2 separate regions of the Homo sapiens genome follow, and region 1 is linked to region 2. The links are chromatin loops, found by intact Hi-C in ENCODE. Cell type or tissue: PC-3. All regions are shown on one strand.

Region 1 (5,000 bases), 100 kb after region 2:
CAGGAGAATCACTTGAACCCGAGAGGCAGAGGTTGCAGTGAGCTGAGGTCTTGCCACTGCTCTCCAGCCTGGGCAACAAGAGTGAAACTCCGTTCCAAAAAAAGAAAAAATTACAAAGAGAAAGATAGGAACTTGAGAGGGGAGAACACTGGAACATCCCACCTTAAACAGGTGATCAGGGTTAATATCACCAGGGATAAGATTTATCATCATATACCCTTTGACATGACAGACCAAAAAGGGTACAACATCACCTCTGAAGTATTCCAAAATATGCATAACTTCAATTTAATCATGAGAAAACATCACCCAAACACAAACTGGGGGATATTCCACAAAAGAACTGACCGGTACTCGTAAGAAATATCAAGATCATAAAAGACAAAGGAAGACTGAGAAATCGTCATGGATTGGAAGTCTAAGGAGACATAAAAACAAATGCAATGTGGCACTGGGTGCTGGAACAGAAAAAAAGACATTGGTGAAAAAAATAGGGAAATATGAATAAAGTCTGAAGTTTAGTTAATAACATTGCACCAATGTTAATTTCCTGGTTTTGGTAATTGTATTATGATTGTATAAGATGTTAACATTAGAGGAAGCTTGGTGTGTATCGGAACTCTGTACCATTTTTGCGACTTTTCCATTAGTTTAAAATTGTTTCAAGATAAAAAATAAAACAATGACAACATTAGTAAGTAAAAGAAAAAACAACATGTGTCTATTCCACATAACTAGGGAGGCAAGCCCTCTCTGGAAGGCACTGGATCCTCGTAGATATTTGCAAACCACAAGCAACTCAACGACTGAGTGGAAAACCACTAGGGTCTGAAATGGCGAATTTAACCTGTCTTTGCTGAAATCTGAGAACACATTATAGACAAAATCCACTGGATCTTCACATGGCCAACATGCCAATTCCAAATGTGTCAGTTTCTCTTTTCTGACAAAGTGATAACAGTGGCAATCCCTTCCAGCAGAGCTGTGGCCTTCTTTGAATGCTGGGGATGGCATCTGAGTTAATAAAGATGTGTAGAGAAGAAGGAATGCCTTTCCTCTCCACAGTGTCCCCCCACCCCCCACCCCTGGCTCACGCGCAGTCATCTTTTGCTTCCTGACGCTTCCCAGGCTTGTGAGCAACCAAGTGGCTTCGTTTGTTGGTTAATGGGGAAAGGGAAAAACTGCCTTGATATTTGTTTGGAAGAAGCCTAGAGAATCTAAACGGAAACCTTTCACCCAGCGATATGGCATTTAATTCTTGATGAGATTATCAAACATTTCATTTCTAACCTTAAAATTTTTCAGAATCTGTGCTCAACCAGACAGACAATTGAAAGGTTCCATAGGGGTAATTAGGCCTATGTTTAGTACAGTTCTGAAGGCTGATGGCAACCTGAAATTACATTACCTGATAAATTCATTCCAAAAATATTAGATTTCATGTCATGACACTTCAATTACACATTTAAAATGAGTATTTAATATATATTTAATTTGACAATTATTACATGCTAATTAGGTGTAATAGTTTCATAGAAAATATATCTTCTCTGGGTTTAATTACCACATTGCAGAAACATCAAAATGAGGCTTAATTCATATGTTTTAATCATCTTTTACCAATTAAAATACAATAAGTATGGAAACAGCAAGCATCTCTGACTCTAATAAAAAAAGTGATATATTTCGTATTAAGCTTCTACATGTATTTCTTACATTTCTTGTGTATCACATATCTATAGTAGAGGTTAAAAATGATTTGTATATGGGGCCATTCTCTTCCTTAAAATGAGATCCACAAATTTTCTTGTCAGAAATTTATAATGTTAAGTGAAAAAGCAAGCCCAGACAACTCCATTCTATATGCCATTTCATATAAAGCTCAAAAACAAGCAAGATTAACCAGTTTATTGTTAAGATATGCATACATTTGTGATAAAACTCCTTTTAAATGCCAAAGGATGATGAGCCCCAACTTCAGGACAGTGACGACCCCAAGGGCGAGGCAGGATGGAACGTGGAAGGAACACACTGACAGTTAGAAATGACTGGTGATGCTCTGGTTCTGGGGCTGGGGGCTGGGGGCTGGGCTCATAGGTATTTGTTGTATCACTGAGCTCTACAACATAAAGATATGCCACATATATTCTCATTTCAAAAATACTAAAGGAAAAAAGAAAAAATGCATATTTCCATTTGAAATGTTGTCTATTGCTGTGACCAACAGTTAGGAAACATACTTTATCATTTACATATATTGATTTATTGTTAAAAGTTATATTTGCAGTCTAATATTATATCTAGAAAAGATATAGTGAGCTTTTTATATAATGCACGTTAAAAAAAAAAACTATCAGTTGCCAAGAATGATGTCAAATTTCAGCTCTTGGCCAACTTCTTGGCCAATTGGATTCTACTTCTGAGACATGTAAAACTATTTATCTTGCATAAAAATCTGGCAACTGCATTAAACACTTCTTCTATTCGTACTGATGTATTAGGTACCCCTAGCAACCTAATAAACACAAAATAACCTTAAAGATTGTCTTGAAAAAAATCAGCTGACTCCATCATTATGGACATTGTTGTAATGAGACCTATAAAATGCAGATGACTGATTTAAAACCAGCATCTATAGCCTTTTGTTTTAATAAATGCAACAGACAATGAACATATGGAAACTGATCCTATTTGGCCAATATACAACTGCTTCACAATTTGAAGTATCCAGTGATTTCTTGTTCAATAATAATTTCATCCACGTTATTTGTATTCAACCCACTCTCTTCTTTTAACTGTCACTTTAAGCAAGTAGACGCTCCAACCGCTGGGTGCCACTCAATGGGTTTGCAGCAGAGGAAGTAAGAGTGACTCAGATCAGAGGACTGCCTTGTAAATCAGCCACATGCAGCACTGAGACATCCATCAGGGCGGTGTGCCCTTTCCCCACTGCTGCAGTCATGAAGTCATGGGCCTGCCAAGGGGCTAAGATATTATTAAAATAAATCACTGGCCTGGAGACTTGTATTTAAATACTAATTAACTCATAAGTAAATGGGAAGGAGCTGACTTGTCTCGCCCAGAATGTTGTTTGGAAAAGTTGCTGAAATTACCACTCTGGGTTGAGGCCTCTGCTTTCACAGATGCTGAAACACTCAGAGAATAAGGGGTTGGAGCATACACCTTAGGAGGTCAGGCTTGGATTCTGCTTACAAATCCAAGTTGCAGTTGGCTCAAGGCAGTTTTAGTAGGAGCCTGAACTTTCAAGAATATTAAAGCCTCATTGATTGTTAAGTGAGACAATCAAATACATAAATCCCAGCCACCCACTCTTTGGTTGCTTTCTTTGTCCCTGTCCCTGCACAAAAGCAGCTACGACACTGGGAGAGCCCTCCAGAATAAAAACTTCATTCAGATTTTCCTCCCCTCTTGCATTTATTCCTTTCCAGGCAGAATCTCACAGAGGCTTGCAAACTCACTGTCTGGAGGGCCAAGACCTACAAACCATCTTAAAATCCTCATTGCACGCTGGGGCCTGTGCAGGCTGCTTTTCCTCACTGGCATGCCGTGGTAACTCAAATCTATCTGAGTAGAGGCTTCTTTGCTCAGCACTATGCTCCGATGCCAAGTTCTAGCTTCACTTGTTCCACAGATACTGAAGTCTCTCTTCTCAAGGATGAAGGTACCTCCACAAAGCCTGCCCTGGGTATTTAAAGAATTTTCTCCAGAACTCTGAGATTCTTCTTTTTTCATACCACTGAGCTCTAGTAATTCGTCGTCCTTGGCTTGGACACATTCTCTCTAGTTTTAGCAGGATCACACTTAGAATGCTGTCTCTGTCCTCAAGATTGCTGGCTCTGGCTTTGAGCAAAGAGCTTTTCCTTGCCCACACATTGTTCTTCCTCATAGTGACAGCTAGAGTGATAACTGGGATTTCAAAGAAGTCCTACACATATATGTGCTTGTCTCATTCATAAAATCCTGACATACCCACAGATCACAGAATTTACCACAAAATTTGGCTTGTAGAGATTTAGATTTGCATACAGTACCCATGAAGACAACTCATTTTGCTTGTCAAGAAAACAAAGCAAAACACTACACATGAGCTCTATGCTGTCCCTGTTCCCAGTGACCTGCAGACATGTTATTAAAACTCATGGTCTATTAAGTCATTATTTTTTATCCTGCTTATCCAAAGCCATCAGGTAACAAAGCAAAATCTGCAGCCAGCCACATGGCCACAGGCCCAGCTGGAATACGTTCATTGACCCTGGCCTGTGGTTCTGGCTTTCCTCCTATGGGAATGGAGACACCACCGTGAGCAGTGATTCTAGAAGGGCCTGTTAAGGACATCTTCCACAATTCTGTTCCCTCTCCTGCATCCAGCTGAGAAAGTGTGTTTCTTCAGGGGAGGGGCGCCCTTAACAAGTTAAAGGGCAAGACTGGTAAACAAAGGCTGTTTTTCAGCATCCATTACATGCTGGGAGGCTTTGATCTTCGTGTTAGGTAAAGTAGGGTCAGGATACGCTTTGCCATCACTTACAGGACAGGCACTGTGTCAGGCTGGCCAACCCAGCCTGGTGTCTGAAGCTTTCTCAGAGGGAGAGACTGGAAAAAAAACACGCTGGGACTGGTCTTCTTTGCCTGCTGTCTGGCTTCAAATTAGGGCTCAAGAATGAGTGTGTCTACTCTCTGCTCAGCTTCGGAGCAGAAAGGTGAGTCCCTTCACCACTGCAGGTTCCAGACAGCTGCCAGCAAACCCCTGTGACACAGCTTCCTTCCTCACTTAAAGGGAATTTGCTGTAACTCCCTTTGGATCGAATTCTGCTGTGCTACAGATAACTGTCTTGTTGCTCAGCCACTTTGCTATTCTAAATGCTTCTTTCTCATTATGGGACTCATTTTGGCTTCACCCTTAATGAGGAGGGATTGACACATTTATCAACTATTACAGAAGTGATGATGCTGAGAAGATTTAAATACAGACTTACAAAGAA
Region 2 (5,000 bases):
CAAGCCATTTGCAGGCCAATGATAATTACAAAAGCCATTTCAGGACACCAGATTGTAGAGGGTGGACTTGTAGCATGGTAGGTGTTCATTAAACATTTGTTGGATTGAATTACACAGGGTTACTGCCATCCTGGAACAGGCCTTGATGCTCAGGGAAGGGGTAGATGTTAGAGAAGGAATGCGGTCTTTATTGGACATTCCAATTTGGTCTAGGACCAGTAGCCCTGGATCAATCTAGAGAGGAGGCTTCCTCTTCCCAGCCTGTTGAGTCTTTGCCAACATTTTACTGCTCTGATCCATTATCAGTGTGTCACCCCTTTGCCATGCATAGAAACAGTAAGTGCAAAGAAAATGCACTGTGGGGGTGGATGACTCAGGAGGTTTGGCAATGGATAAACAGCATTTTACCTTTAGTGGTGATAGATAGAGGGCCCGCAAGGCAAAGACTGCTGTCTGCTTCTCCTCACAGGCGTCCTCCTCCTACTGTATTTTTGTGTAGCTCCAAGCATGCCACAAGTACCCACAACAAACCATTAATTAAAGCTGGTTTCTGGTCTAGGTTTAAAAACTCCAAAGTTGTCACATGGAGGGGTGTGTGTGTGTGTCAGAGGGAGAGAGAGAGAGAGAGAGAGCTTCACTAACCTTTATAGCCACTGCCTCTCTTATTCACCCATCTAACTTAGCAGCAGGCACTGAAGCCCAAATCGAAGAAGAAACCCAGTGTGCTCTGTCCTTGGAGGTATCTCCAGAGTACAGTGTCTTGTGCCTGCCACTGCTAGACATTCAGAGAATACTGACTGACAGATAGGAGGGATGAGGTGGCATCTTCTGGCACTCTGAATTTCCTTCATACTTTTTCTGATTTGGATTGTGTGGGTTGTACCAGCTAGTGTTCAACCTCAGACACAGAACCAATATATCCATTCAGAGATGTCTTACTAGGAATTGGCTTATGCTGGCCGGGCGCGGTGGCTCACGCCTGTAATGCCAGCACTTTGGGAGGCCGAGGGGGGTGGATCATGAGGTCAGGAGATCGAGACCATCCTGGCTAACACGGTGAAACCCCGTCTCTACTAAAAATACAAAAAAAATAGCCGGGCGTGGTGGCAGGCGCCTGTAGTCCCAGCTACTCGGGAGGCTGAGGCAGGAGAATGGCGTGAACCTGGGAGGCGGAGCTTGCAGTGAGCCAAGATCGTGCCATTGCACTCCAGCCTGGGTGACAGAGCAAGACTCCATCTCAAAAAAAAAAAAAAAAAAAAAAAAAAAAAAAAATTGGCTTATGGTGTTGTGGGAGCTGCCTAAGCACATCCAAAGTCCACAGGACAGGGAGTCAGGAGGGGAAGCTAAAAAGCAGAATGGAGCTCTGGGCATGGCTGCGCTGTTGTTCATGGATGTGACCTCCTCTCTGTCTCGGTCTCTGTCTCTCTCTGGGGAGTCTTGGCTGTGCTTTGAGGGCTTCCGACTGATTAGGCCAGGCCCACCCAAGTTATCCAGTATAACCTCCCTTACTTAAAAGTGAACTGATTAATGACTTGAATGACATCATCAAACCCTTTCACAGTAACAGCTAGATTAGTGTCTGGTGAATCAATGGGAACTTTAGCTTAGTCAAGTTGACATATCAAAAAAGCCATCACATGGGGTTAAGAATAATGTTAGAGATCCTGTGGATAGGTAAAGAATAGGGTGTGTGTGTTTGTGTGCATGTGGGTGTGTTTACGCGTGCGCGCGTGTGTAGGGAGGGAGGAAGAGGGAGTTGGAAGTCTTGGGATCCTCCTTTCTCTTCCCTTTGAAGTCTCACAGAAGTCTGTCGGGGGAAGATAATTGGCGTCTAACACCTTGCCGAGGGAAACCATGCCCTGAGGTTCTGCAACCCCGACACGCTGATGGAAGAACCATGTTTGCTGGCAGAGCCCCTGGTCCAGTGCCTTAGATAGGAGGCACCCACCCCGCCGGCAGGGCTGCTCCACAGTGTTGTGCGGCATGGCGCCTGGCGCCGGATGATTTCCCCACGGCGGCGCCAGAGGGCGCCCGAACTGAGGATTCGGCCCAGGACTCCCAGAGGAGACCGGCAGGTGCGGCGACGCCCAGGACTCCCGCACGCCCCGCGGCCCCGGCACGGGCACCGCACCTTCCCTGGCTACCAAGGCTACCTCCTTCACGTGCACATTTCAGGGATGGGCAGGCCGACTCCTGGGAGCAAGGAGCTTGTCTTTGTAAAGGGCGGGAGGAGGTGGCTGCTGCGGAGGGAGGCGGCAGCCTCAGGGCCCGGGAGGCTCCGTGCCTCTCTAGTCCATGCTCTCGGCTCCTCCCTCTTACTCTCAGACCCAGGGTCAACTTTTCTTGGGGCTCGGACTTTCGGAAGGCTCGCTGTCCCAGGAGGGAGTACGGCCCCGGCATGCGCTCCCCGACTTGGCCACCGCCTCCCTGAAATCCTCCCGTGGGTGCGCAGCGTGCCCGAAACTCAGCCGAGGTGCCCCCTCTGCGCGCTCCACACCCGGGCTGCTGCGGCGTGCAGCGGGATCTGCGCTTCCCTGCCACTTAACCGCCCCTCGCAGAAGACCCTGCCCCCTAAAAAGTCAGGGCCCAAGGCAAAGAAGCAGGTCTTTTGCGTAGTTTTTGTTTTGTTTCAATCAGGAGTTTAAAAAGGATGTGTACTAATGTCACCCTTCTCTCCGTTAAACGTTCAGAATCTTAATGCAATGCTTTTTAAAAGCAATACAAATTTTGAGGGAAAGAAAAATCACTAGAGGACTTTATGGTTAAAGGTTTTAATGCAATGGTAGTATTACAAAAATAACTGGCATAGTTTTTTTTTTTTTTTTTGCAATTCTCAAAGGTGGTGGTGAACAAGGACAAAACAGATCAGACAGTTGGAAATAATAAAGAAAGGCTTCTGCGCTCATAATTTTCACTGAAAGTGCTCATAATTTGCACAACTGGAACAGTTAAACACTCAGTGAGACTGAGCAATAAACACATTTCTCACTCAAACATAGCAGAGGTCAGGGAAGGAAGCCCGTGTTCTTCTTTTCTTGTCGGATGTAGGCACCTCCCTGGCCACAGCTTATTCGTGTGGTTTTGGAAAACTCTGACAGAAATGAGTGTCTGGGAGGCTTCTCAGTTGTCAAGAGGCTTCTTATATTTCCTAAAGAAACTCAACCTAGATTCATTAAGCCAAGTCACAGAGCAAAGAGAATTAAATATTTTTCTAAGGCTGCAACTAATCCTGAAACTTATAGTGGGGGAGGGGAATCTGACATATGAAAGGTCTGTGATATTTTTATGGAAAATGTATAGAGATGTTGTGTTTAAATATCCTCAGATGAGGAAAAATGGATTTTTTTTTTGTTTTTTCAAAACAAAAACCAAATGATTTTCATCCTCCTATTCCCAGACCTCTCCTTATAGACTTCAATTAAGTATCCTAACGTCTTTTTTTTGAGTCATTTAGGAAAATACTTATATGTCAGTGAAAGCAGGGAGATCCTTTGAAAGATCTTGCTAATGTATGTTAGAGTAAGGCCAGCTCTTGTATTTATGATGGTTTTTCTTTTTCATCGAAATTGTAGGCTCACATTAAGGATTTTCCCTCCCTTTATAAACATCGGCACAGTGCCGTAACTTCCTTTATTTGCAATCAGTTATCCCATGGTTAACAAAGAACTTTTTTAGAGAAAAATGTGGCCTAATGAAATTCAGTAATTCTTTATATAAAGAAAAAAGGATCTTTTATATGCATTTTTATATGCATTAAATATATAAGCATGGTGTGTACCTGGTAAAGTTGATTTCTGCTGACGATGTAACACAGGTAAATCAACATAGGGTCTCTAGCACATTATAGGGTACACTTTATTGGGTTTTACCTTCAGGTAAAGACTTCTATTAAGAATATACAAGTGCCTGCATACCTAACCTGCCTTGTTTTCCACAGGGCTGTATACATAATCTCTTTTTAAAAATTTGTTTAATCAAAGCTTGCTATATTGAATACATTTAATTGGAATCCAGTGGTTAAAGAATATAAAAATTTACTGCTGTAGAAAAGTTTTGATTAGTGCTTTCCATTAGTGAGTGTTGTTGAGTAAACCCTCTAACAGCATATTTGAGTTCAGACAAGAACTGACTTAGCAAAACAGGTGATACTTTCAACTGTACAAATATATTATTTCCCATAAATATTCCTAATGAAAGAGGTGGTCTGTTTCAGAGGAAGTAACTGCAATGACGACTTTTAAATAATCGGAAAAAAAGTTCCCAACCTTGATAAATATGTGCACAGGGACTGAAAGGGTGAATTATTAGGTGAGGAAAGGTAGAGTCTAGAAATCCTGCCCCATGTATGTTATAAAGTAAGCTGCACAAAAGCATGGCAGATAGCATCTGTGAGCCAATGCCATTTTCCTGCATCAAGATCTTTCCCTTTCTTCTTGCATCAAAAAAGTGAATTCAAATACAAAGAAAGGATGTTTTACCCTACTGAAATGTTGCAGGCAGAAGAAAGTTTGTGCTTTTTCTTTTTTTTACAAAAAAAAGAAAAAGAAAAAAATACGTTTGAACAAAATTAAAATACAAGAAGGTTCAATTCTCAGAATTTAACAATTAATTTTCATTCAGTGCTTAGCTATCAACTACAGACTTTATTAGTTAACAACAAAAGCAAAGATGCAGGTTTAAAAGGGAACTTTGGTTCCCCTTTTCCCATTTATGATTCTCCAATTCAGGAAGGGCTACATTTCTTTTCAACTATGTGTTTAAATCTGGAATCAAGATGGGAGTAGTTAAACCACCGGCTGTGTCATGAAGTAACAAGTCAGGGTTCTGTGTCTCAAATGACAAACGTCTGACTTCACCTATTGCATGGAAAAGCCCCATGTACTGGAGTCAGAGGTCTGAATCTAGATTTTTCAACTATAGAATTCCAGCCCATTTTTAGAGGGAGCTAAGTGCTGTGAATATCTTCATGCACATGAAGTGTGTGTGCGTGTGTGTGTGTG

What was found. A loop is a pair of places that touch in the nucleus more often than their neighbours do. Peaks named below come from ENCODE experiments on the same cell type or tissue, not always from the same donor. Only the 100,000 strongest peaks of a DNase experiment are listed, where the experiment ranks them.
Region 1: it touches region 2 in a loop (4-fold over the local background); 5 of 110 quality-filtered maps call a loop at or near these places.

Annotation. Positions count from the first base shown.
Region 1 is chr7:28,747,280-28,752,279 of GRCh38, reverse strand. The region is part of intron 7 of CREB5 (cAMP responsive element binding protein 5); the gene reads right to left. Among named protein-coding and RNA genes, the nearest start is that of TRIL, 210 kb to the left of the region's middle. In PC-3, CTCF peaks have their summits at 2,618 and 2,818; a DNase peak (open chromatin) is centred at 2,879; H3K27ac peaks cover 858 bases.
Region 2 is chr7:28,851,392-28,856,391 of GRCh38, reverse strand. No RefSeq gene overlaps it. Among named protein-coding and RNA genes, the nearest start is that of TRIL, 100 kb to the left of the region's middle. RefSeq lists a silencer at 2,079-2,278. In PC-3, a CTCF peak has its summit at 2,022 (motif pointing right); DNase peaks (open chromatin) are centred at 351 and 2,021; H3K4me3 peaks cover 2,067 bases; H3K27ac peaks cover 1,099 bases.